3 separate regions of the Mus musculus genome follow, and all the other regions are linked to region 1. The links are chromatin loops, found by intact Hi-C in ENCODE. Cell type or tissue: heart. All regions are shown on one strand.

Region 1 (8,000 bases):
AAGGCACAAAGGAAAAGGTAACCAACCATCAAAGCTCTGATCCAGCCCTGAAGACAGGAATGCTAGCATATCCCAGACAGCAGCAGACACTCGCATCTGCCTCCTTTCTGCCTTGCTGCCTTGAGCCACTGGCACCATCAAAACCCACTTTTTCAGGAAATGCTGCTCACCTTTCCGAGAATTTTTTTGGGGGGACGGGGATCTCAGTCTTGCTTCTGCTTTTTTATAGTTTCTTGATAAGCAAACTAGCCAGCAATGATTAAACCCTGTCAGTGTATGACTTTACATTGCATTACTTTATTTTACACTGGGCTGTTAGATACCACAAGGCATTCTGTTTTTCTATTTTCTCACAAAGACACACCAAGATATTGTCCCAGACTTTAAATATAAAACTGTTGGAAGGAACCAAGGCTGTGCTTTCCCAAGCCTGATGAGTCTTTGCACAGCCTGCTTCTCTCTCAAGACACAGAGTTGGCCTCCCTTTTCAACACAGACTGCTGCTCAGCCATAGAGACCTGCGCTACTTAGGAGACTACTCCACCCCTTGGCAGCAATGACTTTGAGTCTACAAGAGGGATCTTGGTCTTACAAGCTCACATGCTCTCACAATTTCCAGCCTCCTTCTGAACTTAACTTTCGCCACATTAATTCCACCTTAAGGAAGGTATTAGCCAGTCTCTGCTGCAGTGGTAGATAACAAGAAGTCCTGACTTTTCACTTATTACAAGAGCAAAAAAAAAAAATTATAACACACACACACACAGGACCGTGAGTCCGTGAGAGCTTGACTTACCTTGGTTAGACGCCAAGCTGAGTTTATGTTTTGCACTGCTGCGAGTGCTTCCATTCTGGGTCACAGACTAATGGAGCAGTGGATGGAGCTTAGAAAAACAAAGCAACCTAGACAAGCACATTGAAGTCCTGCAGTGAGGTGTGGCCTGTGTCACCCCAACTCTCTTTCCATTGAAAAGTTCCATGAGGGAACAAATGTCAAAGTAGAGGTGGGTTGTGCATCTCCTCCTGAGCCGCCAGATGATCCCGCTGAGTCTCCAGGCAACGGGGATGAGTGACAAGCTCTGTTGTCAGAAGGAAGTGATAATTTGCCATCTCTCACTGATAGTTGTTACTGAAACCTGTTCATTTTTCACCCTGGGGTTGTTTTTATTTGTGTGAAGAGAAGCATTTAGGGCCATGCATGTGTGAGAACATATGTGTGGAGGTCAAAGGGCAACCTTGGGTGTCTTCCTGAGGATCTCCATCCACCTTCTTTTAAAAAGTCTCTCATTGACTGACCAATTAGGCTAAACTAGCTTACAGAGAATCCCTGAAATTCAACCGTCTCTGCATTCCCAATGCTGAAACCATAAACCCACACCTTGTAGCTTTATGTGGATTCTGGCAATTGAACTCGGGTCTTTGTGCTTACAAGACAAGTACTTTACCAATGTCCAGATCCTGGGAACATTCTTTACTATTTAACTCTGCTTATCTCAAGTGCTAGGATTCTAGGCATATTCATGGTTTATTTACTTTTATGGACACTCTGACACGTCAGTAACCTCACTTCCCTTATTTAAAGACTACTAGGGATTTCAGCCTACCTCCTACCAACATGCAATTGAGAAACTATCCCGACCAGATTGGTCTGTAGGTATACTTCTGAGGCATTTTCTTCATTGATGATTGATATGGAAGGACCCATCCTTGAGCGGGTGGTCCTGGGTGTATCAGAAAAGCAGGCTGATCAACCTATGAGGAAGAAGTAAGTAGCCTTCCGCTAGCATCTCTGCTTCAGTTCCTGCCTCCAGGTTCCTGCCTTGAGTTCCTGACTTGATATCCCTAATGATGGACTAAACCTTCAGGCCAAATAAACCCTTTCCTCCCCATATTGCTTCTGGTCATGGTGTTTTATCACAGCAGTGGGAAATGAACTAAAACAATGTCCAACCCACAGAATATCATTTCTTAGCCTCACCTGCCTTGAGCATGCTAAGTATATCTACATTCACCAATTTTGTAACAAAGTGCTGACTATCACATATAACTTATAAAATGCTGGGACCCAGAACTGAAGACACGAGAACAGCCCATGTTAAGTTGTGTAACTGTCGATGGTGGCCCCCTGGGGCACTGTGGCTCACTGTACATTCCAGCCAGGAGAGAGAAGCAGGAGAGAGTAGCAGAGCTGCATTTTGAGGTCTGGGAAAATTGGAATTTGTCTTCAAGTGCAGTCTCCACTCACGTCCCTTGCTTTCTCACCACTAAAAAGTATAAATAAATAGGTAAATAAATATAAAAATGCTGCACCAGGTCATTGTGGACAGTGCTATTTCTAGGAATATAGTTCATGTTCAGGACTCAGGAGGTAAGCATTAGCAATACCGCAATTCTGCAGACAACGTTCAAAGAGGTTAAGTATCTTCCACGTGTCACGCAGCTCGAATATGGCGGCAGGGCTGGGATCTGAACTGTGTGTGTGTGTGTGTGTGTGTGTGTGTGTGTGTGTGTGTGTGTGTGTGCGTGTGTTCCTAGACACTTCTCTTCACTGTTCCTGGAAATGTCCCCAGAGTGAATTGCAAATCATAATGATAGGCCAAAGCTTTGCTGTAGGTCCTCAGAGCAGAATCCACCTATTTAATGGAAGTTAGAGCTAAGAAACATCAGTACGTGGACCCTCATCTGCACCCAGGCCGGGCCTCTTCACACATCTAGGTCTTTCCTCTGCCCTCTCCATTCTCTTGAAGAGCCCCTGAGGAGCCAACTTCCCTCTCTGAGCGTCTCTAGACAATTTGGTTCAACAGATGATCTATGGGGCCGGTTCTTCCTGGCAAATTTTAGCTGAGACTCTGAAAAATGACTTCTGGCTGAGTCAAGTCTGGAGAAAGAGATCTTGCTTGCTCCAATTCCTCTCTGGCTCTCCCCCAAACTGTCTCAGAACTCTATGGTACTGTACCATACGGACCAGTCTAGCGACCAAGCTCATGTCTGTCTTGGGACCCAGCAGCCTTGGACATAAACCTCACCTTTCTTTCCCTTGTATTCCCGAACACTGCCCTCTACTGGCCATCCCTCAATCCGTGGCTCTGATTCCTCCTTTTTTCTTCCCTCCCCTCCCAGACCCTCCCCTCATCCCCTTTCCTCTTCTGTCCTCTCCTCCTTGATCCTCTCACCTTCTCTCCTTCCTTAACGTTTTGAATATGAAAGGTTCCCCCACAGAGAATATAATGATTCCTGGCTACCAGGACTGTTTAGGGAAGCTGTGGAAACTTTCTGAAGTAAGTCACTGAGGGTGGACCCTGGTAGATATATTATCCCAGACCCCTGTCACTCTCTGCTCCCTGCCCATCAAGAAGTGAACAGCTTCCACCATACTTTCCTGCAATCCAGCGCATGAGGCAAAAGCATGGGCTGACCCCGCTAATACTGTGAGCCAGAATAAATCCCTCCTCCCTCAATTTGCTTCTGACGGGTATTCCATCAAAAAGATGCACACATGGACTAACACGGCTTCTTTTACTGATTCTTCCTCTTTTTCTTTACCTCATAAGGAGGTGCTTGGGTATCCTTACCACATTCTTTCACCTGGATCCAATCACATAAGCCCCAAGGTCTGAGCACCAGCCATATCTATATTTAATCCCAAGCCCCACCCCCACCCCCCGAATTCCTGCTCCTCATCGCTTACTTCCTGTCTCCACTTGGAGGTCTAACGGAGTGAAGTCCCTGTCAGCGCCCCCAAATACCTGCCTTACTTCAGTCTTCCCTGTCAACCAAGGGCTCTGCTCTCTTGCGTATTTTCCAGTGAAAAATGCTTAGAGGCCTTCTGGGGCCCCTCTCCTCACACTCACATTCAGTCTGTCAGCAAGAGCCTGTGTCTTTCCAGACCATGACAGTTTCTCATCGTCTCCCGTCACTCCCTCCAACCCTCCCCATCTTATATAGCCAGATAGCTGCAAACAGTTTCAACAAGGGTCCCAGCCTTTGTGCCCGCAGAGAAAGAATCTTTGAAAACTTCTGTCCTACATAGAAATTGCTAACATTGTCAATTTTATTGTCACTTTCACCACAAAAATAATGCTAAATAAGCAAGGTAATACCTGTGATAGTTAGGTTGATTTAATAGTTCCATGATTTAAATACAGATTAAACATTGCAATAAGCCCCATATAAATATAGACGAGTGTTATTTTCAAATTTAAAAGGTAAATTTTTAAAGATTCCCTTTTTTCTTTTTTTAAACAGCAAATATTATTAAAGAGTATTTTTTAAATACTTTTCTCATGACGCTGCTAGTGGGCATTCACACTCTCAGGGGCGGAACAGCATCTTGAGTGTGCCCAATCACCACACAGCTAGTTCCTGCCTCTGTAAAGACACCCACCCCTCAGGATCAGGCTCTACTGCCCTTCTATAAGCTTGCTTTGCCCCAGACTTCACTGTTTCTCTCCTGTGTCTTTACTCAGACATCACCTCCATACGTGGCAATACATTGACTAGTGGTCCCTAGTGATCCCTGCCTAGGATTTTCCCTTCCCTGCCCTGCCCCTATGTTCTCACCTCTCCCTTTTCATGAGGATTCATGTCTTCTTGTAACAGCTATGCCGTCCTAACCTGGATGGCTGGGTTTCTATATGGCTTTTCAATGCTCAGATGGTGGAAAATGATTCACAGTCAGTTAAAGTTATACATTAAACCTTCCTGTTGTCTCCTCCCAGGCCAGCAAGAGCCATGGGATGTTGTCCATCAATTCTGGGTGAAAGTAGTAAGCCATGCTTCCAGTCAGTGTCAACAATGACTTCCATGTCATCAGAGGAAACAGCTGACTGTACAGTGTGTCTGGCCACTAAATTAGTGGTCCATAGGCTGGAGTGTAGTCAACCAGTTTACAACTTAAACTATTTCAACATGTGATGGCTTTATTGTGATGTCACTGTACCTTAAACTTAGGCACATTTGAACTTATTTTATTGCCTGTTCCCTCTGCTTTGATACAAACCTCACACAGGTGTGTATTTTTATATTTTATGTTTTATTTGCTGTTGTATTCAGTGTTGTTCTTAGTTTGGAGAACAGTGCCTGACATGTAGTAGGTAACTGATAATAATTTCTTGAGTATCAATATTCTGTGGGACATTGCTCTGCCAGAAGTGAAGCCATTGTCTCAAAGGCAAACAATGCTTCAGTGGCCCCTCCAGACTCTCAGGCTACTCTCTGTGGTTTCTTTAAGACCCAACCCCGATGGGTCTTCTCAGAAACCACTTGCCATTCTGATCTTGTGGAGGCTCCTGACTCAAGAAAAATATTGGGTGTTGAGAAGATGGTTCAGTGTGTAAGAGCACTCATTGTGCAAGCATGAGGATCTGAATGTTAATCTCCAGCACCTACATAAAACTCAGGTGTGGCCACAGATGCCAGTGATCAATGGTGAGTAGAGCCAGGCAGATCCCAAGAGCCCACTGTAAATCCAGCCTGAACATCAAACATCCAGTTTAGAGAAAGATCCTGTCTGAGAGCTCTTATGGCAGATACCCCAAGTGCACTCTGGCTGCAGTCAGACACATGCACACAGGCACACAGGCTCATACAGTCATAAATACACATGGGCATCGATGGGCATTGTACTATAAATACACACAGAAAGAAAGAAAGAAAGAAAGAAAGAAAGAAAGAAAGAAAGAAAGAAAGAAAGAAAGAAAGAAAGAAAGAAAGAAAGAAAGAGAGAGAGAGAGAGAGAGAAGAGAGAGAAAGAGAGAAAGAAGGAAAGAAGGAAGGAAGGAAGGAAGGAAGGAAGGAAGGAAGGAAGGAAGGAAGGAAGGAAAGAAAGAAAGAAAGAAAGAAAGAAAGAAAGAAAGAAAGAAAGAAAGAAAGAAAGAAAGAAAGAAAGAAAGAAAGAAAGAAAGAAAGAAAGAAGGAAAGAAAGACAAACAGCAGAGGGGCCATAATACACCTGACCCCCACCCAATAGAATAACAACTTAGAATATTTCACTAAAACTTCAATTCCAGAATGCCTGTCTGTGGCAGCCTTGTATACTGCCAGAGTCATTTCAGAAGTCCAAATAGTAATGTTGCTGCCAACAGAAATGAACTGCCTGAAGAGAATTCTTTAGTGACCTGTCATCAATGGGTAGAACAAGCAACAGTCAGCTTGAGTGGGTTTGCAGTTGCTGGTCAGACATCCCCAGCCTTCTAATTTATGGTTAGCCATATAAGTTGGGAGTTCCCCTGGCTAATGGCTTCCTCCTGTGCATGGTGTGCTAGTGACTTCAAAGAGTCCAGGGGAAGGCTGGGAGCTGAGGCCTGCTGTTAAATGGAAGTTGGACCTTCAGAAAAGGTTATTGACACCCTTAAATGGGGAAAGGAGGACAAAGTGTAGATTATGTAATAAATGAATATCTGACTCAGTAACTTACCTGTCCACTAATATGATCCTGACACTAATGTTCTTATTTGTGTGGTTATCCATTGATGGCCACTGTTTCAGGAGAGAAAGAACAGCATAGGTCATCCAGAGGCCTTCCAAAAACAAAGCAGCAGGTTATGTCATAACAGCTCGACTGGGCTTTGCAGTGTGCTGTGTGTCTGTTGCCATGGTAACCTTTTTTCCATATTCAGTAATAAACTGTTGCTCTTGCTGTTCTTAATATCTACAGCCAGCCAGTGCCTTGTCAACTGTTCAGGGAATTAAAATGCCTCTAAGACACAGCTTCATCAAAGAACACATGAAATTTGAAAGGCATGAGGTGAGGGGGGCATTCTTAAGGACAAATTTTTGAAGACACCACCTTCCCCTAAGGAAGCCTCTCCATTCTCCTTAAGTAATGAGATGGGGAAAATACAGCTTGGAGGTTCGGTTGACCTGAATTGGAATCCTACTCATTTGTCAACTTGCTGTGAGCTTCTGAGTAAGTTGCTAGGACTTCTTGTCTTGTCTCGGTCTTCTCGTCTGTAAAATGGGATGCCACCATTTTAGTCATGGTGGCTAAAATGAAACACCCAAGGTGGACTGTGTTTGAAAAAAGGAAACTTATTAGTCTATACTTTTAATGGCTAATGGGCCAAGACCTGGTGGTCTACTGATTCAGGTTCTGGTGGGAGCCTAAGGGTGAAAGGTGCTATAGAGGAAATAGCTGTGAGATTAGGAGAGCTTCTAGACCAAAGCAGAGAGGAGACTGAGGTCCCACATTCTCCTCTGAGGACATCCTTCAGAAGACCTATAGATCTCTGCATTAACCCTGCTTCTTAAATATTACACCACTTAATAACACCACAGTGAGGACCAAACTCCTATCATGAACCCATAGGAGACAAGCTTGGTTTTAGCCATAACCTATGTAAAAGTTGTTTGGAAAAAAACAATCAAATAATAGCATTTTTAAATGCCTACAAAGATCTTTTCCCATTGTTTCACAATTATTTCTTTATATCCTGGGTTAGACATAAAGAAATAATTCAGGAACTGTGAAAAGACAGGAGATTTCAATGTCTGGCTGAGTAAGTGTTCAAGACATATGTTTGTGTTAACTTGCCACCTCCTCTGAGAAGCTGAAAGAGTGCCTTGCCACCATGATGCTCCTGTGACATGACAGCCCTGTGACTGTGACAGGACCTGGAATTACCCAGGACATAAACCTCTGAAAATGTCCTGCAGGAGTGTTTAGATTGGGTTAGCAAAAACGGAAATACTTGCCCTTGTTATGAGTGGCACCACTCCGTGGTTGGGGTCCACAATGAATCAAGAGAGGATGTGGACTGAGGCGCATCATTTGCCTCCTGTTTCCAGGCTGCAGATGCGATGGAGCCAGATGCCTCACACTCCTGTCACTCTGCTGCACCTGCCACAGTAGACTGTGTCTTCAGAGTACAAATAGTTCTCCCTTACATGTCTAAAACAAAAACAAACAAACAAACAAAACTTAACATTTTCTTCTCTATTCTTTGAACACACGTGCACAGTTGCTTCTGAGAAGTTAGTCTTTCCTTCCACAAAGTGAGCTC
Region 2 (8,000 bases), 220 kb before region 1:
TGACAACATCTAGCTTTTCCTCAAGCTCCACTAGGGTAAGCTCCATGTCTGTCCTTACTCCACACTGCACACGAGGCATGTAGAAGGCAGTGTTTAATAAGAATGTGTTGAAAGAAGGAAAGAAGATGCTGATAAAGAGAGGAGGTTGAGAAGAATAGAAGGAATAAATGAATGGGGTAAAGGAAGGAAGGAACACAGAGGTAATGGGAGGAGAATGAGGGAGCTGGACAGCCTGTGGAATACAGTCTGAGAAACATGGCTTGTGTTTTCTAAGTTCTCTTATTTGATAAACGTTTATGTTGGAATTATTACATATAGAACACCCAATGCTTCTTCAGGTGGAGCAGGATATCAGGGTTCTGAGTATTGGAATACTGCTGAAGTAACACGGGTGATGGTACAAGTTAAAGTTTTCAACCTAAACAACTATAAACTGCCCCTGATAACACTCAGAGTAGTGGGATGATCACAGGCCAGATCTCATGCTCTGCCTCAACTGTCTCATTCTCATTTGCTTAAGTCCACCGCACGTGCATTTCTGTAAACCATCACAGCATGTCTTCATAGCCAATTAGCTCAGTGGCCATTCCCTTCTGTTGTCCTTCACCTGTGTTCTCTTTCCTTTGTCCCTGCTTCTGAAATACTCTGCTCCACATGTAGTCAGCCGTCCAGTGCAAGGAATGACCGTCTTTTTGGTCCTGATCAGAACATCATTATTCCTCCAGTTAACTCTGTTTAGGGCAGTGCATCCACTGGTTTCTCGGGATATGCACATGGCCATTGTGGCCCCCTATGCTGCTCGCTGGAAGCTGGACAATTGTCACAGGTATTATGTTCAAAGGAATCTGTCTGTCTCCTTTACAGTCCATTTTGTCTTTGGACTTGATGGAACCTGTTCCAACCTCATATTTGTCAAAGAACAGAATTATTTGAGAACCATTGGAATATTTATTTTGCCTTCTTTTAAAAAAAATTCTATGGTGAATTTTTCTTATTTTCTAATCTATTCGTGGAATCTCCAAGTTTTGAAGGGTGAATTTGAAAATGACTTCATCCTCAATTTCAACAAGACCAACCCTGATTTCATTTCTTTAAAATTTCAGCATTCTGCATGAAATGGAAGCACACTAGAGTCCAAATGGCACTGCCCTAACACATGTAAGCTCCCAGAGAAATTTACAGCGTGTTTCTTCCCGTTTATGTCTGCCGAATGCTCTCATCCATTCTTCTTTCTTTTCACACGGTAAATGTTTTTCTGTCTCCTTCATTCTCATCACTCCGTGCCCCCCAACTTTGTGGACCCAACAATTTCCCCACCTCCATGAGCAGCTTCCCCTCAACTTAGGAGCAGGGCAGCCCACACGGACATGGTTGTGGGCTGCCTTTACTCACTTAGATTAGCTTATCCTCTGTTGCTCTCTCTGACCTTGAAGTTATGCCTGTGTCAGCACTTTGCATCCCCAATGAGGTCCCAGTGCACTTCCCATAGTTGACCCTCTGGCATTCCTTAAACTGTAGCCATCATCCCAGTTCTCTTACTGCTGGCTCTCCCTGACTCCCCTCCTCTCTCACAGCATGAAACCAAATGCATATGGTAATGGTCCATGTCTCAATGTCATCAGACTTACTCTGTTTTATGAGTTTAGGATTATCCAGCAAACTTGTAGTTTTGCCAAACAGCTCTAATATATTAGATTGGGCCACTTAAAACCAATATGTACTTTAGTTTTGTGAAATGTTACCATTGTGGAGAAATGCATAAATGGTAACTTATGCCTTGCTTCTTTCTCTACTACTTCTCACCAGTCTCAATGAAGCTGAAATTTTTGATAAGCATTTTGACCACAAAACAGACAAATAATGATTTCACATGACAAAACCTAATGCAACCCCAAATGTTCAGAAACAGGTTACTTTCCCCCTCATTGTGGATTTCTCCATGGGCTACAATGTGCTAATACAGATATCCAACTCCAGAGAGCCCAGGTAATTCTGCACACAGAATTATATCACACGGGGATTGTGCATAAACATTTAGCGAATCACACCATGGACTTAGCACTAAACACTTCTAATCCAAGGTTGCCTCTAAGTAGGTCACCCTTTTGTTGATAAATGAGTTTCTTCTGAGTGTCCCATAACTTTCAGGGCTAACAAATCAAATATCAACATTTGACATTAAGTTTAAAACTGGATGAAAACTTACTTCCTTCTAAAAACTATTAATTTTAATAAAATCATTTTTTAGTTAGAAGTATCTCATGTATTTGTGTGTGTGTGTGTGTGTGTGTGTGTGTGTGTGTGTGTTTGTGGGCATGCATGTATAGCAGTGTGTATATGGAAACTAGAGGACTAGAGGACAGCTAACAGGAGTGCATTCCCCTTCCATGACCTCGTGGGTCTCAGGGCTCTAGCTGGTATTACAAGGCTTGGCTGCAGGCTCCTTTAGCCCCTGATCTATGCCGTTGTACCACTTTAATTTTAAAGTTTCAGATGGTGTTCATAGACTAGATCAAGCTGTGGATTAGATGCTGAAGGTTACTACACATCATTGACTCTCAGAAATCTAAAGATGCTTATAGGCTATGTACTTTAGTTACACATCTTTCCTGAAACTCCATTCTACCAATCACTCTAGTCTATTCTCTGACTCAAATTCCTAGAAATGAGCTTTAGTAATCATAATAAAGTAACATTTGTCACACCAAAGATTTAATTTACCTGTGTTAGCAGTTGGGGGTGGTGGTGCTAATTTTGGGCTGTTTTCCATCGCATTTGTGAATATATATACATATATACATGTATATATATTCACACACACACACACACATATATATATATATATTTGTGCAGCACGTGGCTTTATCTGATAATCTATTTTGCTGGTTTCTTCATAGTTAATACCAAAAGGAGAACAACTTGGTCTAAATTTGACCACCATCATTCAAGACTTTTTTTTTTAATATAGAAATACTACATTTACAGAAGCCAATAAACAAGCAAAATAATCAGGCTAGATCTGGCCCATTTCTCCTCTGTGAGTTTCAGGTTCAAGAGTCTGATTAGTAATGAGAAGATCAAACAGTTGTTTGAAGGAGCAGCAGAGTCGGCCAACCAGCATGATGGGACTATGATAGAGAGCATCCCACAGTTCTCCATGGTGGGAGGGGAATGCCATATTTTCTCTCAAATTAGAGAGCGAGACCAACCGCTCTTATTATTTCCAGACAAACAATGAGGCAAACGCTGGAACAAGTTAAAGTTTATAAGGATCCACATTGCAAAGATGAAAAGAAGAAACACAGTGGGGTCTTGGTTGGGTAGTGCTAGCAAGGTTCAGTTCTGAGAGCACCCCCATTTCTACTCACCCCATCAAACACTTTATTTTTGAGGAGAGGGAGAGAGAAAGGGAGAGGGAGAGGGAGAGGGAGAGGGAGAGGGAGAGGGAGAGGGAGAGGGAGAGGGAGAGGGAGAGGGAGAGGGAGAGGGAGAGGGAGAGGGAGAGGGAGAGGGAGAGGGAGAGGGAGAGGGAGAGGGAGAGGGAGAGAATCTCATATCACTGACTTTTCAAAGGGCGTGGTAGATTCCCAGAACTGTGCTAGAAGCTCCTTTTTCACATTTGATTGCCACATCATGTTTCCCCTAATGCTCTTCCCTAAAGACTTGACCCGAGCCTTCACCTTTTTACTAGCCAGGTGTCTGGGAAGATTAGCATTAACTGTAAGTTACATGGTGTTTGGAAAGCATCAAGATAAGCATCTCAGTAAGAGAGCATCACTCCCTGTTTCAGTAGGTGGCACTGTTGCAGTGAGGCTGTCTTTACAGTGAAGTCAGAAAGGAGGAGTAATCAGTAACTATTAGCACACAGCCAACTGAATTCAAGGGTGCAGGGTTTAAAACAGAAAAAAAAATAATAACAACAACCAAAATACTTAACCAAGTGGAAAATTACTTTCACCCTGACTGGGACAAACTGCCTTTCTGGATTGGTGCTTGGGACACACCCTACCTCATGTGCTGGGCTGGTTTGGTTTGGTTTGGTTTGGTTTGGTTTGGTTTGGTTTGGTTTGGTTTGGTTTGGTTTGGTTTGGTTTGGTTTGTTTTGTTTTGTTTGTTTGTTTGTTGTTGTTGTTGTTGTTTTGCCAAAATTGCTTGGCCTGAAGATAACATTGAACATCAGAAAAACTTAAAGGAAACACCCTACTATAACTGGTTGGCATTGCTAAAAAGCATCCCATTTGAGAAGATTGAGTCATGGTTGGGCTCTAATCAGAGTAAATGACACTGAATAAGCATGATGATTCAATGCTTGTGCCTGATCTTTGATTGGATGCTGGACTAGGGAAACAATTCTGCAATAGAGAATATTACTGGAGCCCATCACAGTATCTGCATGAAAGCTAGAGGTTAGACAATGTCTAATTTCCTGACTCTTGTAGTGTAAATGAATACAGAACTCGTTGCTGCCTGTCACTTGCAGATGTCAATGAGAAGAGACAGGAATTGAATCTGTAAAGCTGCACTTATTCAAAGATCTGACAATCTGAGAAGACAGTGGATTGAGATCCTAAAAATCTAGCTTCATTACATCTCCAGTCAGCATATCATGTACACAGAAGGGGTAAACAAAGACATCATATGGGAGTATGGCTCCTCTGGTCAGCTGGTGAACTGTCTTTCTGAAACTTGTGATGCCTGTCTTCCCTTAGTACCCATTCACTTAATCCCTGGGTGTCTGAGCTCAGAAATTGATTGAACCATTGAGTTGAGTTAAGGTCTTCCCATATCAACCTTTTATCCTCTATGGGCATCTAGTCTAGGAGGGGGTGTTAACCCAGGATGTTTAAGCCATTAACAGTATGCACATGCTAAGTAAGAAATATGTACGTACTGATTCCTCATTACAACATGGCATTCACCTGTGTCTTTATAATAAAGAATACAAAAGTGGGTTCCTATCAACAATGGTCCTATAGTTACAAGAGAATAGTGCAAGTTTTGTGAAGTACATCCTAAGGGATCCAGAGAAAACATGGGTAATAAAGAAGTGCCATCAACTTATTCGGTAAAAATGTTTTTGTACGTACCACATGTTTTCTTTATATTGAAACCATGTAAAAATAAGAGGTTCCCTACCCCCATTCACTTCTCTCAGCTGCTGAAACATGCCTAGCCTTTGCCATTGAGCACAGCTTCTTCATCAATCTTTTCACAGTTCAGGAACGGCTCCGAGTGACTTCCTGCTTCCCTCTGTGATTCTCCCTCTCCAAGTCAGAACTGTCTGCAGGACCAGTTCTAAAGCAGGGTAGTTTGGTGTGATGATGTCATTTACTCTGCCATCTCTTGCTCCTCAAGTATGTTTGTTATTCATCTCCAATAGCCAGCATACATATGTTCATTTAACCAGGAGAGCATGTTTAGGAGGCAAGAGCCAAGGACCTACCAACATGAAAATCATCACTCAAGTACTGTCTCATATAACTTTGGGAGAAATGAAATGAAAAAACAACAGAAGTATGACAACTTACCTGTGTTTGACCGAACACTTCAGTGCAAGACTCCACCCATTTGCTTTGCTTTGTGCACAGGAGAAATGCATGAGATTTGAGGTCAAGTGCCATGAAGTCATAGAACGTATTGCAAATGTTTCATGACCAAAAATCTGAAATATCATAAAATATTACATACACATAAATACGTACATGCAATATTAACCCAAACATTTAAACCCAGACAATTCACGATTATATGGATTAACAGTATTGTATTAATACAGTTGTCTAGATGCTAAGGTTTCTCAGTTAGAAATACCTGAGACCCAGGTAGGTCACTCATTGAGTCTGCACAGCTCTTTAATACAGGTGTGCTAGACAAGCCTACTGGGTACTCCCTGCAGTGACAAAGTATGGGTCACACTATGAACAAATACAAAATGGTCAATGATTGCAGACTTTACCCACCCGACTCTCTCGGCTGCTCTGTAGTGGAGAGAGGGGGGTGTCTTTTGAAGCAATCAGCTTTGCATCGGAAATGGAAGTCATCACCCCCTACACTTACCCACACATCCCTCACCTCAGCTGTATTTTCCTATTTCTGGTTTGAGGTGTTTAGAAGCCTGTAACTTTCCTGACCCTGTATATTAGAAAGCTAGAGGAAGGCGTCTCCTGCTAATCTTCAAATAAATGTTTTCTTGGTCTTTTGAGCTTTGCAGTGAGCTATCAGCCTTATACCACTAGAGCAAATTGAAGTCAGCCCAAAGTGGGAGACAAAGGCCTGCATACTGTCACGAACAGGAGGCGTCCTACTTTATGGTGGGTGTACCCTGGCCACCTTCTCTAGCACCAGCTTCCCATGGGTTAAGTGATGAAGCATCCCTGTTACTTTAGAGGTAGATTAGTTAAGGATGACGGAGAAAGAACAAGTTGTCAGGTAGGGATGATGGTCTTCATTCACAGACTCAGGGAGGATGATACTCACACATGGCATTCTTGCCCATTGTCTGCTGCTCCCTAAGTTGCAATTACAATAAACAGTCACTGCCCAAATGGTCTCTCTACAACTCTTGATCTTGGTGCTGCCTGTTTGATTCCTCTGCCACTAATAAAATGAGTAATCACAGAGTTGTTTCTAGAGGGAAAATATTTTCTAAAGTCCTGGAAGTTGCATTTAGTGTGAGCCATCTTGCCACATCATAACCTAAAAGAAGGTATCCCAAGACAAGGAGAGTAAGCATAGTAGACAAAATGTCTTTAATAGAAAAGCCACGCTGATGCTATCTATCAATTAATCTAGTAGCCTGTGGGCTAATCTGCTCAAGAGGGCAGAACTTTCCTAACCAATCACCTCCCAAATATCTCATCTTTGAACCCTACTTCACTGGGGACCTACTTTTCAAGACTGGAACTTGGCAGATGCCTCCCAAACACAGCAATGGATGAGTTGCTTGGATCAGACAGGCTGTTAAACTGAAAGACTTCATCAAGTATGACTCAGGTCTATGCCTGAAAAGTCATCATACTTTTTTTTTTTACCATGAACTGCTAATTCATTTTTATTCTCCACCCTAACTCCTAAAGTATGCATACGCATAACGCGAGAGCACACACACACACACACACACACACACACACACACACACACACACACACACCTGTCCTACTCATTTGCTTCAAGCTTGGCTTCTAACTTGCTCCACTCAAACCAATACAACACTACTTTCCATCTTGTAGAGTGTATGTCTTAGAATTGTTAGCAACCTCTCTCTTAGTGATCTGTTAAGCAGTTTTTGGCTATCCTAGACTACATTTTGCTGAAAGAAGCACAAATTCAGCATGAGAATCAAACTTAAGGGATGAAATACACATTACACGTGTGTAACACAAGAGACATCAAGGAAGTTGGGGAGTTTGTCTAATAGCACATATTTGAGTTCAGTGTTGTTTAGTGAGAAGAAGTGACATGGTTTGCTTAGCACACATATATATAGAACTTTCTGGCACTTGAAAAGAAAAGTAAAGAAAGATTGAAGAACACACAGGAACCTTTTCTAGGCCTTGATTTCCAGGTGGGAGCTAGCAATATGTAATGTTTTCTCAAGTCCATTGGCCTGGCACTAATTAGAAGAATTAACAATGGCTGCAAAATGGCTTAAGACCATGGATGAGTTAGAGAAAAGACCTGGGATTCTAAAGAATCCAAGCAAACATGACATGATAAAGGCCAAGGATATATAGACATGAATGCAGACAGGAACATCATACTGGCCTAAGGCAGGGCATGAGAAAAACAGCAACAATTACTAGATGTTGCCAGTAAAATCTGAAATATAGAGCTGGAGAGATGACTCGGTAGTTATGACTGCTTACCATACTTGCTAAGGATCTGAGCTCAGTTCCCAGCACCAACCATCTGTATTTCCAGTTCCAAGGGACATTATGCCATCTGCTGGCCTTCTTCTGTATAAGATATTCATATGGTACACAGATATATGCACTTAAAAA
Region 3 (8,000 bases), 310 kb before region 1:
GGCTAAGTGTTAGGCCCACAGGCTTTCTGAATCTCAGAGCTAGCAGGAATATCCAGGTGCAGACCCTGAACTTGAAAGTTTCTTCCTCAACATCCAACGGACTCTTAGAGGATAATATTTTAGGTCATATACAGATTACTGTTTTTGTTGCTGTTGTTGTTTTGTCAACTTGACACAAACTAGAATCACTTGGGAGGAAGGAATCTCAATTAGGCAAATTCCTTTATTAGACTGACCTGTAGCCATGTCTGTGTGGCATTTTCTTGATTGTTGATTGATGGGAAAGAGCCTATACCACTACGGTTGGTGTCACCCCTGAGCAAATATTCCTTGAAGATATAAGAAAAATTGACAGTGATCCTGAAAGCAAGCCAGTAAGCAGGCCCCTCTGTAATCTCTACTTCAGTTCCTGCCTCAGGTTCCTGCTCTGACTTCCCTCAGTGATGGGCTATAACCTGTCTGTCATATAAACCTTGTGCTCCCCAGCTTGGTCAGCTAAATAAAACACAAACAAATCCCCCAAACAAACAACCAAGCAAACAAACAAAACAGAAACAGACACAATCTAGGACAGCTGACTTGTCTTGGGACCATTAGTGAGTTTGCAGTCTTCGTTAATGATGGGGACCAGCAGAATCTTTCAACCTTCTTTGGTGATTCTTAATTATTAGTAAGTTATAAAATAAGTGAAGAAAGTAATAATGCTATCTTGTCAACTATTAATGAGACAATCTAAATAACAGCTATACTCTAGTGAATCACAACAGACTATTATGAGGACTTGAGTCATGAGAGTCTGTAAAATTGCTTTATGATTTTAAAGCAAAATTCACTGCTTCTGTTAAGCCCAAAGGATAACTCAATTTCCAATTCTAGATGTAGACACTAGTAGAGAAATAGACATAAATAATTAAAATAATTGAGAGACTACCTGATAATATTACATTGTATCATGAGGAAATGAGTGGTTTAATTGTTCCTATGTATTTTGAAGAATCTCCTAAATTTTCTACAGTAAATATGTATGTTTTTACATGTAAATACTACTTACTGAAAATACAGCATGTGTATATTTATGTACTCATGAGTACCCGGCGTTTAAATGCATCTCAGTGCTGGGGTTGCAGCTCAAAGTGGTAGAGTGTTTGCTTAGGCTATGCAAGGCCTCAGGCTCAATCCCCAGTATTGAGAAAATAGAAGGTAGTCTAAAATACAAATAAGGGCTGGAGATGCTGTTTGATTGTACCATGCTTGCCTAGCATGTGTGAAGTCCTGGGTTCAATATTCAGCATCAAAAATAAAACAAAGTAACAATATAAGCACCCAGAAAGATAAGAGCCAGAGGTCATGACACCCATTTGTAATCCCAGGACTCAGGAAGCTGAAGCAGGAGAATTCTGAGGTAAAGACAAACCTGGGCTACACAGCTAGACCTTGTCTCAAAAACAAAAACCAGCCAAACAAAGAAACAAAAAGTCTATGTCCTTTCCTTTTTTTATTTTCTTTACTTACTTTTCAAATGTTATCTCCTTTCCTGGCTCCCTCCCTCCCTGAAACTCCCTATCATATCCTCCCTTCCCCTGCTTCTATGAGGGTGTTCCCCCCCACCCACCCACTCCTACCTCCCCACCCTGGATTCCCCTATGCTGGGGCATCTATTGAGACTTCATAGGACCAAGGGCCTCTCATCTCATTGGTGCCTGACAAGGCCATCCTCTGCTACATATGCAGCTGGTGTCATGTGCCAAAAGTCCATTTTCAAGTATCAAGATTAGTCATTTAGGCACATAGTAGGCAGCCCCTTTCTCTACCAAGTGAAAACCAGCTGGGAGGGCCATGCAAACTCCAAGAAGTGGAGACCATGGTCTCCTTGTCTGCAGCAATGGCCTTTCCAGCACCAGATAGTGGTGGATATTAAACTCCACACTGTGTCTTTCATTTTGCCTTCCTTGTGTCTAAATGTGGCCGTGCATTGCTGAAATAGTGAAATCCACTCTCCACCTTTCTCTGTGCTAATGACTTTTTAAACCTCCAAAACTCCCAGAAAACTAATTCAGGTGGTCTTAGCCTCAAGTTTTGGAAGAGAAAAATGAGTTCTCACTTCACTAAAATGTCATCACGTTTTATGAAAATGAGTTTTATAGAAATGTATCGCTGTCTGCCCCTTTCTCCACTGAAGCCATTTCTCTTGGCTGTACTGTTTCCAGAAACCTCAGTCTGGTTTCTGCTTCACTTTTTAATTCCCTGTCTCCCCTTCCAGGGAGTTCCATGCAATGCCATCTTTGCTTATCTTTCACATGCCCAGTACCCTTAGACCTCGAATAATGCCCATCTCCATCCAGAGATTTGTCAGCCGAATTCTAATCATCTAGACATCATTTTAATTTTTAAACATTTTATAGTTTCATTTCTAATGGAAAAAAAAAACAGCAATTGTTTGCTTTTGTGCGATAGAACGTGGCTTTTCTATACATATATACAGTGTGAATGACCGAACTAGGCTAAATTAGCATAACCATTGCTTTAACTATGCAGCAGAGGTGGTGATAACACTTAAAACACCTCCTTTGGGAATCTGGAGAGATGGTGCAGCAGGTGAGTGTTAGGCACACAAGTTTGAGTACCAGAGTTCAGATCTCCTGAAGCTCAGTTTCTTCACAGCCCTTTTAAATTCTTTAAAGGTTGTATGACCTTTTGCCTGTAATTTAAGCAGGGACAAGGATCCTCAGAGCAAGCTGGCTGTGAGATTGGGTCAGCAAGCTCTTGGTTTAATTAAGAGACCTTGCCTTAAAGAAGAAGGTGGAAGAGTAACTGAGGAAGATTCCTGATAGCTGCACTTGGACACAAGTCCACAAGGCCACCCCCACAGAGGGGACACCCTGAAACACACATCTCATGCAGGCACGCATGTACGCACGCACATTATGGATGGAAACAAACTGGCTGTTTCTCAGGACTCCATTTTCTTGTTACTAAGATAGCTACCTCGTTTCCTCCAAGTTTAGATGATGGCTTCAGCGCCCATGTCTACCTGTAAGCCTCTTATCTGTGACTTCTCTAAGGTGGGAAAACGGCTTCTGGTGGGAAGAGGGCTTCTTGGCCCTTTGAACTTGAAGGACTTCTGACTGCCAATATCAGCTTGGCATTGGATTGTCCAAGGCATATCTAGGGTGTAGCTGCTGATGCCTGGCTGAAAATCAGTGGGGGGTCTCAAGCCACAGAATTAATACAAGCTCTGATCTAACTGGCAGATGAGTTCATGGGGCCCTTTCAAAGTGTATATGTGTGCTATATACAATATCACGCATCTGCGAAAATAATCAGCATTGGCTCCAGCCAAGAACTAAGCGGTTCCATCTGAAGCATGACGCCCTGGATCTATGCCATGCCACTCTCTAATAAAGAGACAATTTAGCACCTTTTCAAACGCCTCAGGAATTCCCAGCCGCCATTGGATGAACCACAAATAACCAGTTCCCAACCTTCAAAGGGTTTTTGGTGCAGTACCTTATATGGCCAATAGAGGTCAGCAGTAGTTAAGCCGCTGAGAAGGCTCCTGATGCAGTGTTTTGAAATCTAGAACATTCTGCAGGAAACTGTGTCGCTCCCTTTAGTAGTCTTACCCATGACATTAGTTACGGCAAACTATGGTTCCCCAGAGGAAATCCCAGCGTCTCTGAGCTAGATTCCAGATTTGATTCTATGACAGCATATTTAGAAAGCCAATGGTCTATTCAAAATACTAGGAATATCATTACAAGAGTTAAGGAACTCCCTCCCAAGTCTCAAAGTAGAGTATCTGAAAGGGTGAGAGAGAGAGTAGTCTGGCCTAAAAGCCATAATTTAATCATTATACCTTTCAAAACACCTTATGTGTGATGTAGACACTGCCGCCTTTAAATATCTTTAAAAAGAGGATATAAGTATATAAACTCGAGGTGCCCACACTATATCGTTAAACTGGAAAACCAGATCAAAGGAAGGCACACAAGTAAACTATAATACTGTTGTATATATGTATATCTGTCTTTTCTATTGAATTTTTACTGATTGATTGCTTGCTTGATTGAGGTGTGTGTGTGTGTGTGTGTGTGTGTGTGTGTGTGTGTGTGTGTGTGTGTGTATTTAAATAGGGTCTCAGGAACATGGCCCATGCTGGCCCAAACCTCACAATATGGTGGAGGCTGTCCTGAGCCCTGGAATCTTGAACCTTTACCTGCCCAGTGCTGGGACTGTGAATGTACATCAGCATGCCTGGCTTTGATATGAATGCTCAGAGTCCAGACATATTAGGGTTCTTTGGTGTGCTCTGTGCTTCTATTAGGCTTCCTGCATGGACCTTTCATGGTCAAACATATGACTCTCTAGGTTATAAAGTGTTACATTTCTGATGCCTTCCTGGACCCTGCAGATGGTCTCTACTCCTTCCCTGCCTCTCTGGATGATGCTGTGTTTTCCTTACACTTCCTCTGACATGTTACCCCATTTGTCTTCTGATTTTGTTTTTCTCTTTAGGGCAGGAGAACAAGGAACCTGAGTCCTGGAACTGATTCTGACCTCCTGCTGTGGCCCCCGGAGCCCAGGGCAGATGCCACCCAGGTAGAGACTGAGTGAACAAATGGATTGTAGTAAGTGGAAAGTATTGGAGCTAGGCAGGCCTGGTATGAGCCAATCCACCAAGGAGCTGTATGGGCAGCTTGCTTTTCCTACTGGGAACCTCCCCTCCCCCGAGATCTCTCCATTAGGGATTCATTCATGGAGAGAATGCGGTGGAAGTGATCCACCTGGGTGTGGCAGTCTCTAGGTGTGGCAGAGGAAGATCAACAGAACCTAGAGGTGGCATATTGCTAGAATTGATTTCTTCTACTTTTTAAAAAAATTACTTCTGACATGCATAGTAATTGTACATAATCATGGGGGCCAATGAAATATGTTGATAAATTCTGTTATGATCAAATCAGTGCAATTACTGCAGCTATGACCTTTATCATGGCTAGGACCTACGGTGGAACTAAATAGCAGAGTTCTTGCCTAGCACCTAGCTTGCTTGTGGTCCAAGGGATACCTTGTATCACATACACAACGTATCATGTCTTCATGGAAAGGGTAGAGTTGTCTTATACCCACCCACTGCTCATGTCAAGACCCTCACCTCAGCAGCCCCCATCAAATTACTCTCAGAGTCTTTAGGGTGTCCTTTGAAGCTTGTTGCATGGAGAGGGGTCGTGCATATTAGTTCTACAGAGAGAATAAACAGGCAATAAAAAGCTCTGTCAATGATCTACAGTCAGCCACTCTACATTCGGGAGTTGTTCGAAGAGTACAATGCATAAAGCCTTATTATATATATAGTCATTTATACATGATATTTGAGAGAAAAACAAACAAATGTTGTGTGGAAGCCTGTCAGCAGGGCACTGATAATATGAACTAGGCTTTGTTTGTATTGAGATACTCTTGACATTCCACATAGTGTGCGGAACTTCCCATGAAATTGTTAACATCCTACAATATGCTAATGCATAGAATCAGTGTGGGATTCTGAAGTTGTGAATTTACCTAGAGCAATTCTCTGTGTGTACTGGGATCACTGTGTTCTAGAAACGCTCCTGCTGTAGTGAATTAATTAACATAGGAAGTAGGGAGGGAGAATAAGATCTGTAGGTTGTACACTTAGAAAAGTGACTAAATAATTTGAGATACAAATGACTTTTGTTGGTGGTGATTTACTGGAATATATTGACAAACAGTTCACTTAAAATTGTTTGGCTTATTCATGTGTTGACAATGTTTAAGAAGTGTGGAAGGTAGGTATGAAAACGGTCTATATTTGGAAAGCTGAGGCAGGATTGTCTCAAACCCAAGGCCAGCTTGGACTGCATAATGAGTTCCAGGCTAGCCTGAGCTACAGTACAAGACCCTCATCTCAACACAAAGGGAATGATAAAATTATTTCTTGCTTTTCTGCTTGAACCTTTGCAGTGGGGCCAGCCAGGCCTGAGCCATGCTGATGGAGGGAAAGTAATGGATTGTGTGGGGGTCTCCTTCAAGTCATGATCAAAAAGTGTGGCCTACTGAAGGCTAGTCTCTTAGGCTCTACCTCCTGAGGACACAGGGCATTCATATTAGTTTTAGACCATTTAATAGGTCACATAAAATCAAGTTAATAGCCTTTTCTCAATGGTCACTTTTCTCACGTAAAACTATAAAAACACTTAACACTTGTTCCATGGAACCACAGTTTCTGGGTCTAATTTAATGTGGAATTAGAGATCCATTTACTATATATACACGACCTATCTGGTGTTTTCTATTTGACCCATAAGTTTCAAAGGAGGCAAGAACTTCCTAGCAACTTACAAACCAACAGCATGTTGGAAATCAAAGACAAAAATTTCTCTGGCTGCTTATACTAGGTCCTGTTTTGTGAATATATAAAAGGGGGATTGCAGCTAACAGAAAGGACATGTATCAGAACAAAAATGGCAACTGGTGTGGGAAGCTGAGAAACCCTAGAGAGAATGCATGAAGAAGTCTAAAGAGAATAGCATTTTTTGATATGAGCTTGCTCGCCATGTCAACAAATAGTCTCAGACCCATGGGAAATTGGTAGAGGCCTCCATACCCCACCTGGGTCAAGTTTAGAAAGGCAAAGCCTTCCTCTGAATAACTGACCATTATATGCAAAAAATTAGCAACTTCCTCCTGGATGTTCGCAGCCTGAGACTGCTTGCACACAGATACCTTCCACCAATACTGGCTAACTGGCTTGCCCCCACCCCCTGAGCTGAGCTTAATAATTATATGTTTCTAGTTATATAATTCTAGGTTATTGGTGACAGTTGGTGCCACTCCATCAGACTTTGCACAACTCAGCTGGCCCCAGCTTTTCTGTATGTGTGGCCATGTGACTGTCCTTTTGTCGTTCCTTCACTGTCCCAGTCAAAAACCCTAGCTGTGCAGGGAGTAGTACCCTGACACCACCTCTGATCCTTAGTGCATACTTATTGGCTATGGAGTCCATTCCTGCCCCCTAAAGCCTTTCCCCTACAGGGCTAAATCTCAGCTGTGGTAAAGTTGGGCTCTGTCACACATGTGTGTGCATGGGGCCCAGTGATCTGCTGAGCATCTATCAGCATGCCAGTGTCTACCCTGAAGCCTTTGCCAGCTCCCTTTATTGCCAACCCCCTCTTCATTGTCTACTTCATCATTCAGAGTCCTCCTCTGATCCAGCTGTGAGGTTCCTGCAGACAGGACTTCTCTTCACACTTGACTTCTGTTACTTGTTGAACTTGGAGAAGAATTGATGGAAAAATGTGTGACGATATTCCTGGGGAACTAGCCTATTTGGAAAGACATCTTCCAGCCAGGCAGAGTACTGGACACAGAGGATTAGCTGATCCACCTGAGGTTGTCCACAGCACTGGACGCAGGCCCTCTCTCCCCAGAAGCTAAAGTACTAGGAGCTGGGAGATGCTAAGTAGTTCAAACTACTCATGTTTTTGGACAGAAAAGCCAAATTAGCAAAAGAGTGATTTCTTTTATTAAAGCACCTTTGGTCCTCAGATAAGATCAAAGAAGACTCAGTAGGGAACAGTGTCCCTCAGGGATGCTAGGGCCTTCTGGGGAGAGAGGGCCTGCGTCCAGTGCTGTGGACAACCTCAGGTGGATCAGCTAATCCTCTGTGTCCAGTACTCTTCCTGGTATGTCTATGTGCACAAGCACAACTGCCTGCCAAGTTGACAAAGAAAGAATTACAGGAAGCTCTGCAGGGCCAGTGTTCCTTCAGACATTGTTGGAGCAGGGAGCTTGACAGAAGGCACAGTGGTTAAGAGCACTTGTTGCTCTTTCAGAGACCAATTCAGTTTCCAGAACCTCTCTGAGGGCACTCTGGTACCACACACACACACACACACACACACACACACATACACACACACACACACACACACACACACGATGGATTATAGCAAAAGGTGTGGCTGTCTGTAAACGTCAAG

The links. A loop is a pair of places that touch in the nucleus more often than their neighbours do. Peaks named below come from ENCODE experiments on the same cell type or tissue, not always from the same donor. Only the 100,000 strongest peaks of a DNase experiment are listed, where the experiment ranks them.
Region 2: it touches region 1 in a loop (2.2-fold over the local background); 6 of 42 quality-filtered maps call a loop at or near these places.
Region 3: a loop joins it to region 1, with 14 times the contacts of the local background. A loop is called at or near these places in 9 of 42 quality-filtered maps.

The regions. Positions count from the first base shown.
Region 1 is chr2:147,428,381-147,436,380 of GRCm38, reverse strand. It overlaps Gm39956 (a long non-coding RNA gene), which reads left to right and starts at 4,982. Exons shown (of 3, transcript XR_866810.1): 1 at 4,982-5,008; 2 at 6,656-6,907. Gm35479 (a long non-coding RNA gene) reads right to left here and starts at 4,617. Exons shown (of 4, transcript XR_375067.1): 1 at 4,561-4,617; 2 at 797-1,079. In heart, a CTCF peak has its summit at 3,053 (motif pointing left); no DNase peak of the experiment used is centred here.
Region 2 is chr2:147,652,657-147,660,656 of GRCm38, reverse strand. No RefSeq gene overlaps it. Among named protein-coding and RNA genes, the nearest start is that of A530006G24Rik, 54 kb to the left of the region's middle. In heart, a CTCF peak has its summit at 3,798 (motif pointing right); no DNase peak of the experiment used is centred here.
Region 3 is chr2:147,734,019-147,742,018 of GRCm38, reverse strand. No RefSeq gene overlaps it. Among named protein-coding and RNA genes, the nearest start is that of A530006G24Rik, 27 kb to the right of the region's middle. In heart, a CTCF peak has its summit at 3,518 (motif pointing right); no DNase peak of the experiment used is centred here; H3K27me3 peaks cover 463 bases.